2 separate regions of the Homo sapiens genome follow, and region 2 is linked to region 1. A link is a loop called in an ENCODE intact Hi-C map of the cell type or tissue named here. Cell type or tissue: heart left ventricle. All regions are shown on one strand.

What was found. A loop is a pair of places that touch in the nucleus more often than their neighbours do. Peaks named below come from ENCODE experiments on the same cell type or tissue, not always from the same donor. Only the 100,000 strongest peaks of a DNase experiment are listed, where the experiment ranks them.
Region 2: a loop joins it to region 1, with 2.3 times the contacts of the local background. A loop is called at or near these places in 2 of 110 quality-filtered maps.

The regions. Positions count from the first base shown.
Region 1 is chr7:69,891,682-69,896,681 of GRCh38, forward strand. All of the region lies in intron 1 of AUTS2 (activator of transcription and developmental regulator AUTS2), which reads left to right. Among named protein-coding and RNA genes, the nearest start is that of AUTS2, 300 kb to the left of the region's middle. In heart left ventricle, CTCF peaks have their summits at 2,443 and 2,642; no DNase peak of the experiment used is centred here.
Region 2 is chr7:69,427,273-69,432,272 of GRCh38, forward strand. No RefSeq gene overlaps it. Among named protein-coding and RNA genes, the nearest start is that of CT66, 170 kb to the right of the region's middle. In heart left ventricle, no CTCF peak of the experiment used is centred here; DNase peaks (open chromatin) are centred at 2,789 and 3,289; H3K27ac peaks cover 180 bases.

The DNA of each region.
Region 1 (5,000 bases):
TGGTATCTCATTGTGGTTTTAAGTTGTATTTCCCTAATGACTACTGATGTTAACTATTGTTTTATGTATTCATTCACTTTCCAGACAGATATCTTTTTTTTTTTTTTTTTTTTTTTTTTTTTTTTTTTTTGAGATGGAGTATCTCTCTGTCATCCAGGCTGGAGTGCAGTGACACAATCTCGGCTCACTGCAACCTTTGCCCTCTGGGTTCAAGCGATTCTCCTGCCTCAGCCTCCGAGTAGCTGGGATTACAGGTGCATGCCACCATGCCCAGCTAATTTTTTTGTATTTTTAGTAGAGACAGGGTTTCACCCGTTAGTCAGGATGGTCTCGATCTCCTGCCTTGTGATCCATCTGCCCTGGCCTCCCAAAGTGCTGGGATTACAGGCATGAGCTGCCACACCTGGCCCCAGATATCTTCTTTAGCAAAGTATCTGAATCTTTTGCTTATTTAAAAAATTGGGTTGTTTCCTTTTTTAGTTTTGAGAATTTTTTTTTTTTTTTTTTTTAAGATGGAATCTTGCTCTGTCGCCCAGGCTGGAGTGCAGTGGTGCAATCTCGGCTCACTGCAACCTCCACCTCCTGGGTTAAAGCGATTCTCCTGCTCAGCCTCCTGAGTAGCTGGGACTATAGGCGCGTACCACCACACCTAGCTAATTTTTGTATTGACCAGGCTGGTCTCGAACTCCCGACCTCAGGCAATTTGCCTGCCTTGGCCTCCTAAAGTGCTGGGATTACAGGTGTGAGCCATCACACCTGGCCCAAGAATTTATTAAATTAATATATTCTGTATACAAAACTTATCAGATACACATTTTAAAAAATATTTTTCCATTCTGTGGCTTATCTATTTATGTATCTTTTACTCTCCTGGTAACTCACAGAACAGTCACTTTATTTTCTTGACAGTATCTTTTGAAGAGCAAAATTTTAATTCTTGAAGTGTAATTTATCAATTTATTCTTTTATGGATTATGCCTTTGGTGTCATAGTAAGAAATCTTAGCTTAACCCAAGATTACAAGAGTTTTCTCTTAGAAATTTTATGGTTTTAGGTTTTACATTCAGGTTTATAATATAGTTTGTGTTAGTTTTTTCTATTTAGATTGAAGTGTGGATTAAAATTTTGCATATGATTACCTATTCTATCACCATTTGTTTAAAAAACTTATTTCTCTGTAGAATAGCTTTTGCCTGAAAATCAGTTGTTGATATATGTGTGGGTCTCTTTCTGGACTATTCTGTTCCTTTGATCTGTTTTTCTATCTTTATGCCAATATAGTGATGCAATTTTAATGTGGTGTGAAAGATGGCACTACAGAGCACCTGACTTGCTCCTCCTCTAACCTACTTTACTATAATAGTTCACTGATTAGCCTGTTTCCCTGGATAAGCAGCCTGAGTTTAGGAATTCTTTCTTAGATATTTCCAACAGATGGCAATGTGTATGCACATAGTAGGTGTTTTGATATTTGTTTTTAAAAGATGTGAATCTTAGGGATTAATGTTTGAATGCCATCCTGGATGCCTTGTACATTCCTACAGATAGTAGTCTTCTCTACTTTCTAAAAAGTTTAGGCTCTGAAAATCTGTTCATAAAGTCCATTTGCTCAAAAGTCCAAAGTTGGGGACTGTTGTGAACATATCTATCTAGTTACTAGTTTTCTAATTTTTCATTTCTTATCACTGGAGACTCATTATTGGTAGAATCAGTGTTTGTAAAACCATTCAAAAACAAGTACAAATGGTATACAATAAACCAGCAAGGGACTTGACAGACCAAAATGACAGGACACAGCCATTATGTCATTGTGTCATTGGGGACAGGCAAAGCACTTTTTTCTTTTTCTCCTGGCTTGTTATTTTCTTTAAGGTCTCTAAGATCAGATAACTAACAGAAGAGGCTCAGTTTAAATTGCAAGCCCCTCACATACATATACATGCATTTGGGTGCATGCAGACACATATACCACAAATACTTTGTAAGTGATGGACTGCCCTCAGGTTAGTTTGCTTGGAAAAATCAGGCGGAGACTTTCTATAACCCACTTCATGCAAGGCAGACAAATTGTGCCCTCATTTTCTATTGTCTCTGGCTTCATCTGTAATCAGCAAATGGAGCCCTGCAGCTTACATAGTGTTTCATCTGCTATTTGTTACTCTCCCTTAGTTTGCACAACACTGAACCATCTCATTTTGAAATTCAAGAGTGGCGAGGAGGCCTTTGGTGGAAGATTGTAATTTGGGAGAAGGGAAAGTCAAGAGCAAGATCGCCTATTTTGAAGAAGGCGGGGTGTTGAAGGAAATTGCCTTTGTCAGTCTCTGAGCCTCTCCATATATGTGCTACTGTGACCCTGCCCTCCATCACCAGTGACCTAAAAATCACATAATTTCAACTATTCTCCAAACCTATTCACATCTGTTGTGCATGGCTTGTACACTTACCCCCTCTATTGACAGCCAATATGTCTAAATCTTTTTGCCTCTCAGCCAGCCTCTTGTTGGTGGCTCCCTGGCTTTCTTGCCTTCTTTCCTGCTTCTTCTATGACTGTCAAATGAATGCCTTAAAGCGTTTTTTTTTTTTTTTTTTTTTTTTTTAACAGATTTCTTTCTTATCCTTCTGCCCTCCTGCCTTTCTCTCCTAGTGCTTGTGTAAGGGAGGCAGTTTTTTTTATCTTTACCCTGTTAGGGTCTCTAGCTGAGGCTGAGTATTAAATTGATGTAAAATAGATTAACAGAAGAAAAGCATATGGATTTTGACACATATATAGGAGCCCCCACAGGAAAGTGAAGACCCAAAAAGTGGCAAATCTTGAATCCTTATTTAGTAGGTTGAACAGAGTGGCCGTTGTGGAAAAGTAACTAAAATAAATGATGTGGCTAAAGGAAGATAAGAGTTAGTAAGATCTGTTGGTACAAATTTTTCTGGACTCCCCATGTCTAGAAACGAGAAAATTTCTTCTTTCCTACTATAGGGAGATCATCTTTCACATGAGAGTTTTTTCCCATCTCAGGTGTTTCTGGTGATAATGTTTCTTTTCTCCTATCTCTTTTGTTTCTATTTTTCAAGTGCCTTTAGCTTTAAAATAATCCTTAGGCCTAAATAGCATGTTTTGGGGTGGCGTGTTCTGCCACTCTTCATTTGCTCATGCTTTCCTTGCAGAATATGGACTACAATCATCTTATTTTCAAAAAATTCTTCAGGTAATTCTGATGGACAGTTTCTCTTGTGAACCACTATCCTAGATCATGGTAGACGAATGAATCAACAGGCCTTTGAAAATTGCCATTCATTGATCCCAAAAAGTTTTTTTATATACCAGATAATTTCCCTCCCCATATTATAGCAATACTAGAGACTGCCCAGGTTTCCTTAAGGAAGTTCTTAAATTAGTGCTACTGGTTGGTTGGTGGTGGAGGAAAGCATTGGTGGGTGTATATTTACAAACAATTACACAGGCATGTAGTCATGTACACAACTCTTGTGACTGTTGATAAGATGATTAGTTTATGATCAGTCTTTGTCTTTGATTCTTAATGCTTATAATGGATAGTTTTTGTCATTTTTCTCCAAGACAGTCTGAAAAAATTAAATAGTTATTTTACTTTATAAATGGTAAGCAGTCAGTACCTGTTTATAGAGGGAATGAACAAAGAGTGGTCTGGTTTATTCAGGATTTGTACCAAAAAATCTATATAGTAATTTATAAATAAAGGTAGATCTTTGAAAAAAATAAAGATAATCTCTAGTCTCTGAAAATATAAACCTGTTACATAATAAAAAGTTGTTATAGACTCTTCATTTCTTCTTACCTCTTAAGCCACCACCTCTAGACACACTTTGATCCTCTCTCTCTCTTCTTCCCCCCCCCCGAGTGGAAAATCTCAATATTAATTGGAGCTAAGATGATTGTACTACTGCTGCTAAGACTTCAGCAGGTCTCTTACAAGCTAATGTCACGGCATGGGGTCCATTTGCTCTGTGTAGCTATTCTGCAGTGCAGTGAGAATTCCTTGATTAATATGCTACATGAAAATAAAATGGATTTGGAAAAAATTATAGCATACTCTCATAAATATTAATTCACATTTGTATGGAATTACACATAATTTTCAATATACTTTGGAAGCACCTTCAGTATGAAAGATTTGGTCTCCAAAGAGAATGGCATAATTTTTTTAAAAGCACAGTGGATACATTATTAAGCATCATTTGTTTATTAATCTGATCCTCTACATGCATATGATGCAGGGCAGTAGGTGGGTTGTGTGACAAAGAAAGGAGCTTTATACCCTGTGGGGAGTTTTTATATTACACTTAGAAGTGGTACAATTTAATCACATTATATAGAAGCAGCCCATGATGGAACTCACCTGGCTCCCTCTGCTAGTGTTGCCATTATTCCTGAGTGTCTCTTTATGGCAGCTATTTTGGTTAAATGTGAGACTAAACACAGAACATTTTTGAGCTGAGCAGATGCCTGGCATAGCTGACTGAGGTTGTGGACACTGGACAAAGGAATTCAATTCAGCAGCCATTCATTGAACATTTACTATGTGTTAGGCATAGCATGCAAGGCTGTGAAATCAATGGCCATGTGCGCTTGCTTTGATCTCGACTTGTCCCCTGAAACACTTTTCACCACATCCTCATTGCCTCAGGAGAGCTACCTCTCCGATGGCAGAGGGTTAATCGTCTGCAGTGGTAGCAGCTGGAAGTTAGGCCAGAAGCTGCTTATTTGCCTTGTGGACTGTTATCTTTGATATCTTCTTACTCTTAAGGATAAGGCCTTTCCCCTTTTCTGGGGTTTCTTGCTGTTTGCTGTGATCCTTCGTGTATACCAGCAGTGCACACTAGATTCCTTGGTTTCCTGCTTCTATCACCCTTTCTGGCTTGCTACACTGTATGTTAGAGACAGCTTAGACTATTTTAAAGTCAGTATTGTGCTTTATAGGTTTGGATGTTTTAACTAGTTGACTCCTTTATTTATGTATTTATTG
Region 2 (5,000 bases), 460 kb before region 1:
CTCACTTTGCACTTCCAAGCAATCACCAGTCCTGGGGTTTGCCCTTGTAAATGTGTGTGTGTGTGTGTGTGTGTGTGTGTAACTTTTTTTTTTTGAGATGGAGTCTCACTGTTTCCCAGGCTGGATGCAATAGTGCAATCTCGGCTCACTGCAACCTCCACCTCCCAGGTTCAAGCGATTCTCTTGCCCCAACCTCCCGAGTAGCTGGAATTACAGGCATCTGCCACCATGTCCAACTAACTTTTGTATTTTCAGTACAGATGGGGTTTCACCAGGTTGGCCAGGCTGGTCTCGAACTCCTGACCTCTGGTGATGCACCCACCTTGGCCTCTCAAAGTGCTGGGATTACAGGTGTGAGCCACAGCGCCCCGCTTTGTAAATATTTCTTGAACCCGTGCCCCTCTCCCTCCTCACCATGGAAGCCTTCAGTTGGACTCCTTACCTCTTTCAAGGATTCCTGGAAAAGGCTCCTAATGGGTCTCCCTGCCTGGACAATTCACTTCATCCAGAGCCTCAAGGCCAACCATCCAAAATGCAACCCCCACTCCCAGGGCCCCCCTTGCTGGAAACCTTCCCACAGTTCCCACCCGCTTTCTGTTGAAGGCCACGCTCCTCAGCTGAGCATAAAAGCCTGTTTGTGCTCTGGTCCCCTCTTACCCTTTTTTTTAAATTTCTATTTTTATTTTAGGTTCAGGGGTACATGTGTAGGCTTGGTACAAGAGTACATTGTGTGCAGCTGAGGATTAGGCTTCTATTGATCTCATTGCCCAGGTAGTGAGCACAGTACTCAATAGGACTTTTTCAGCCCCTGCCTGCTTCCTCTCTCCCCACTCAAGTAGTCCCCAATGTCTGTTGTTCCCATCTTTATGCCCATGTGTACCCAAGGTTTAAGCTCCCACTTATAAGTGAGAATATGCAGTATTTAGTTTTCTGTGTCTGTGTTAATTTGCTTGGGATAATGGCCTCCAGCTGCATGCATGTTGCTGCGAAGGACATGATTTTGTTCTTTTTGATGGCTGTATAGTATTCTGTGGTGCATATGTACCACATTTTCTTTATCCCATCTACTATTGATGGGCACTTGGGTTGATTCCATCTCTTTGCTATTGTGAATAGCACTGTGACGAACGTGTGGGTGCAGGTGTCTTTCTGGTAGAACGATTTATTTTCCTTTGGGAAGATACCAAGTAATGGGATTGCTGAATTGAATGGTAGTTCTATTTTTGGTTCTCTGAGAAATCTCCACAGTGGCTGAACTAATCTACCTTCCCACCAACAATGCACAAGTGTTCACCTACCTTTCAACATCATCTTTTACCACTCCCCTGGGCTCAGCCAGCCCACATCACCAGCACTTTTCCCTGGGGTCATTTCTCTTTCACCTCGCAGCAGGCTGACACTCCACTGATATGCACCAGGACACAAACACACGGCATCCATTGGTAAACAGCCACTAGCCCAAGAGCTTCATACTATCCCAGCCCCTCCAGCAATTATAAGTTATAGGGTATGGTCCAGCAAGTGGCCAGCTTGCTAAATACCCTGGCTCTCACCCCTGCCCAGGAGCTCTGCCCTCACCCTCTGTCTGTACCATCCCTCTCCCCAGCTTCTGATGTCCCCATGTCCATATCCTCCATGCCAGGGAGCGACAGGGACTCTTCCAGCTTTACTCAGTTATTCCCTTCCTGGTATCCCCATATAACCTCCTTGGTGTGTAATCCCAGCACTTTGGGAGGCTGAGGTGGGCAAATCACCTGAGTTCAGGAGTTTGAGACCAGCCTGGCCGACATGACAAAACGCTGTCTCTATTAAAAATACAAAAATTAGCTGGGAGTAGTGGTGCACACCTGTAATCCCAGATACTTGGGAAGCTGAGTCAGGAGAATTGCTTGAACCCGGAGGCGGAGGTTGCAGTGAGCCAAGATTGCACCACTGCACTCCAGCCGGGCCAACATAGCAAGACTCCATCAAAAAAAGCAAAACAAGACAAAACAAAAAAACAACACCTCCTTTATACAACTTGCCTTGGTGTGTTGTGATTTCTTACTCTTTTCTCTGTCTTCCACTTAACCAAGAGCTACTTGGGAGCTGGAGCCATAGTCCATTCACATAATAGATGCTCAGTAAGTGCTTGGCGAACTAGACCTTGTTAGCAACTAAGCAAAGTCCTCCTCCCCCTTAAAGCTCTCCTAACTGCTCTTGTACCCACAGTCCTAGCCTTTCCCATATCTAGTACCTCCACAGGTTTACTTTGTGTAGAGCCAGGCTTATAATAGGCGCTCAAGCTGGGCACAGTGGCTCATGCCTGCATTCCCAGCACTTTGGGAGGCTGAAGTGAGAGGATTGCTTGAGGCCGGGAGTTCGAGACCAGCCTGGGCAACAGAGTAAGAACCCCCATCTCTACAAAAAGTAAAAAAAATTAGCTGAGTGTGCTGGCACATGCCTGTAGTCCCAGCTACTCAGGAGACTGAGGCAGGAGGATCACTTGAGCCCAGGAGGGTTGAGGCTGCAGTGAACTATGATTGTGCCACTGTACTCCAGCATGGGCGAGAGTGCAGCATCAGGACTCGAAAAACGAAAAAAATTAGGTGCTCAAAAAATACTATTTCTAAGGCTCATGTGTATGTATCCCCTCCCCCATGAAATGAGGACATAACAGGCCCTCTTAGCTAAAATAAAGGGATCCAGCTGAGGCCAAGTAAATCAGGAAATCGCTGCCAAAAACAGCTAAGCTCACTCATCCATGCTGCCGGCGAGCCAAGAACCACGCGCGCCAGCCCTGCTTTGGAAAGGAGGAGTGCTTCGCGCGTCCCCCCCAACCCCCCACTCCCCTAGAAGCTCTTCTTCCTGCCCTGAGATCCCAAATAAGGCAGCCCAAAGCCCAGGCTAGAGAAAGATAAAGCAGGGATCAAACAAGGCTCTGGGTCCAACTGCAAGGTGCTGCGTGTTTTTAAAGGAGAGAGGAAACAGAATCAAAAGGATGTCTTGTCTGTTTCAGGGACAAGCACAAGCGAAATCACCCAGGCGGTCCGACGTTTCACAGATTTCCCCTAACAGGCCTCAGAACACCGGGAGAGGGTTGGGGGGGCTCTATCCGCCTCTCATTTGGGACCAGGAACAGCTACGACTCTTCTGTCATCAGGCCTTCCTGGGTTTGCTGGGGAGGGAAGGAGGAAGAAAGGAAGGAAGGAAAAGGAGACAAGGGAAGCAGAGAGGAAGGAAGAAAAGAAGGAAGGGAGGGAGGGAGGGATGACATTGCAGCTACTACAGGCCGGCATTCTGCCAAGAGCTTTGCACGTGCCCGCTCCCTGAACCATAAAAGCAGCCCTCTGAGCTTGGTGTCTTTCCTGTTCTAAGGCAGAGGGGACTGCTGCTTGGGGACGTCCTTTGATTTGCCCAGGGGCAGAGAACTATCAAGCGGCAGAGCCGAAAAGACAAGCCAGGGTGTCTGATCGCGATTCTAATAGCTCTCTGGGAGCAGTGGCCCCCTCTCACCTTTCCTTGAGACTTCCCCAAATCTCCAGCAGGACCAAGCTCTGCGTGACATCACGTCACTCTCCCGCTTTCTGCTTGGCGAAGCAGGTCCACGCCTGTGTGGCTTCTCGGCATCAAAGGATTTTTACTCTCAACACCCGCATGCATGCATGTACTTCACACAAGGGCAGAGAGAGCTAAAGATTAGTGGTAAATGGAGATTAGCACTGTCTGCATGAGCCCAAGGCAACTGGGACACTAGAATAGCCCCTTGTTTGAGTATCTGTTCAACATGCCACCTGTGACCACCAGGCCTTCTTTCCTATGTAGTGTTGTCCCTGCCCACCTCCCATCACCCTTGCTCTATCTAACACACTTTTATTTTCTCCTTAGCCCTTGCTACAGTTCAGTATTTATTTATTTATTTTTTCCCAGACAGGATCTCACTCTGTCACGCAGGCTGGAGTGCAGTGGTGCTGTCTTGGCTCACTGCAGCCTCCAACTCCTGGACTCAAACAATCTTCCTGCCTCAGCCCCCTGAGTTGCTAGAATTGCAGGCAAGCACCACCATGACTGGCTTTTTTTGTTTGTTTTTGAGACGGAGTCTCATTCTGTCTTTCAGGCTGGAGTGCAGTGGTGTGATCTCAGCTCATGGCAACCTCTGCCTCCTGGGTTCAAGCGATTCTCCTGCCTCAGCCTCCCGAGTAGCTAGGACTACAGGCGTGTACCACCATGCCCAGCTAATTTTTGTATTTTTTTTAGTAGGGAGTTTCACCATGTTGTCCAGGCTGGTGTTGAACTCCTGACCTCAGATGATCCACCCGCCTTGGCCTCCCAAAGTGCTGGGATTACAGGCGTGAGTTTTTTGTTTGTTTTTAGTTTTTTGTAGAGACAGGGTCTTGCTCTCTTGCCAAGGCTTGTCTCAAACTCCTGGCCTCAAGTGATCCTCCCAACTCTGCCTCCCAAAGTGCTGGAATTACAGGAGTGAGCTGCTGTGCCCAGCCCGGAATTACTCTTACTCAAGTATTTCCTTGTTTAGTGTCTATCTTTCTCACTCGAATGTAAAGCCCAGCTATGACCAAAGTAAGGCATGCCATCCAGGAGTTTGCTGAGTCATACTAGAACCCCATATGAGCTTATTCCACAGGCCAAAGGGTTCTCCTCCGAACCCCTCTACCTAGCACGCCTCCCCACCACTCAATTTACCAGGTGTGGGATGCATGTAATAGATTTTCCTGATGTGATTACTCTCCAACTAGATGTAGAACCTGAACTCTGCCAGTGTCTATTTCTGAGAGGTTCCTCCAGGAGCTGGAAGCAATGGCCTCAAATCCAAAGAGCCGCTGCAAATAGGGCCGGGGATCTCTCTGAAAGCTGCATGTCAAGGATGCCCGTGCCCTGGTGCCATGGTTTGCCAGTTACTACTTGAGATCGTCACTAGGGCAGTTACTACTGGCACTACTTGAGACCATCATTACGAGACTGAATGAAGGGGGAAGAACGCAGAAATGAAAACTTAAAACAAA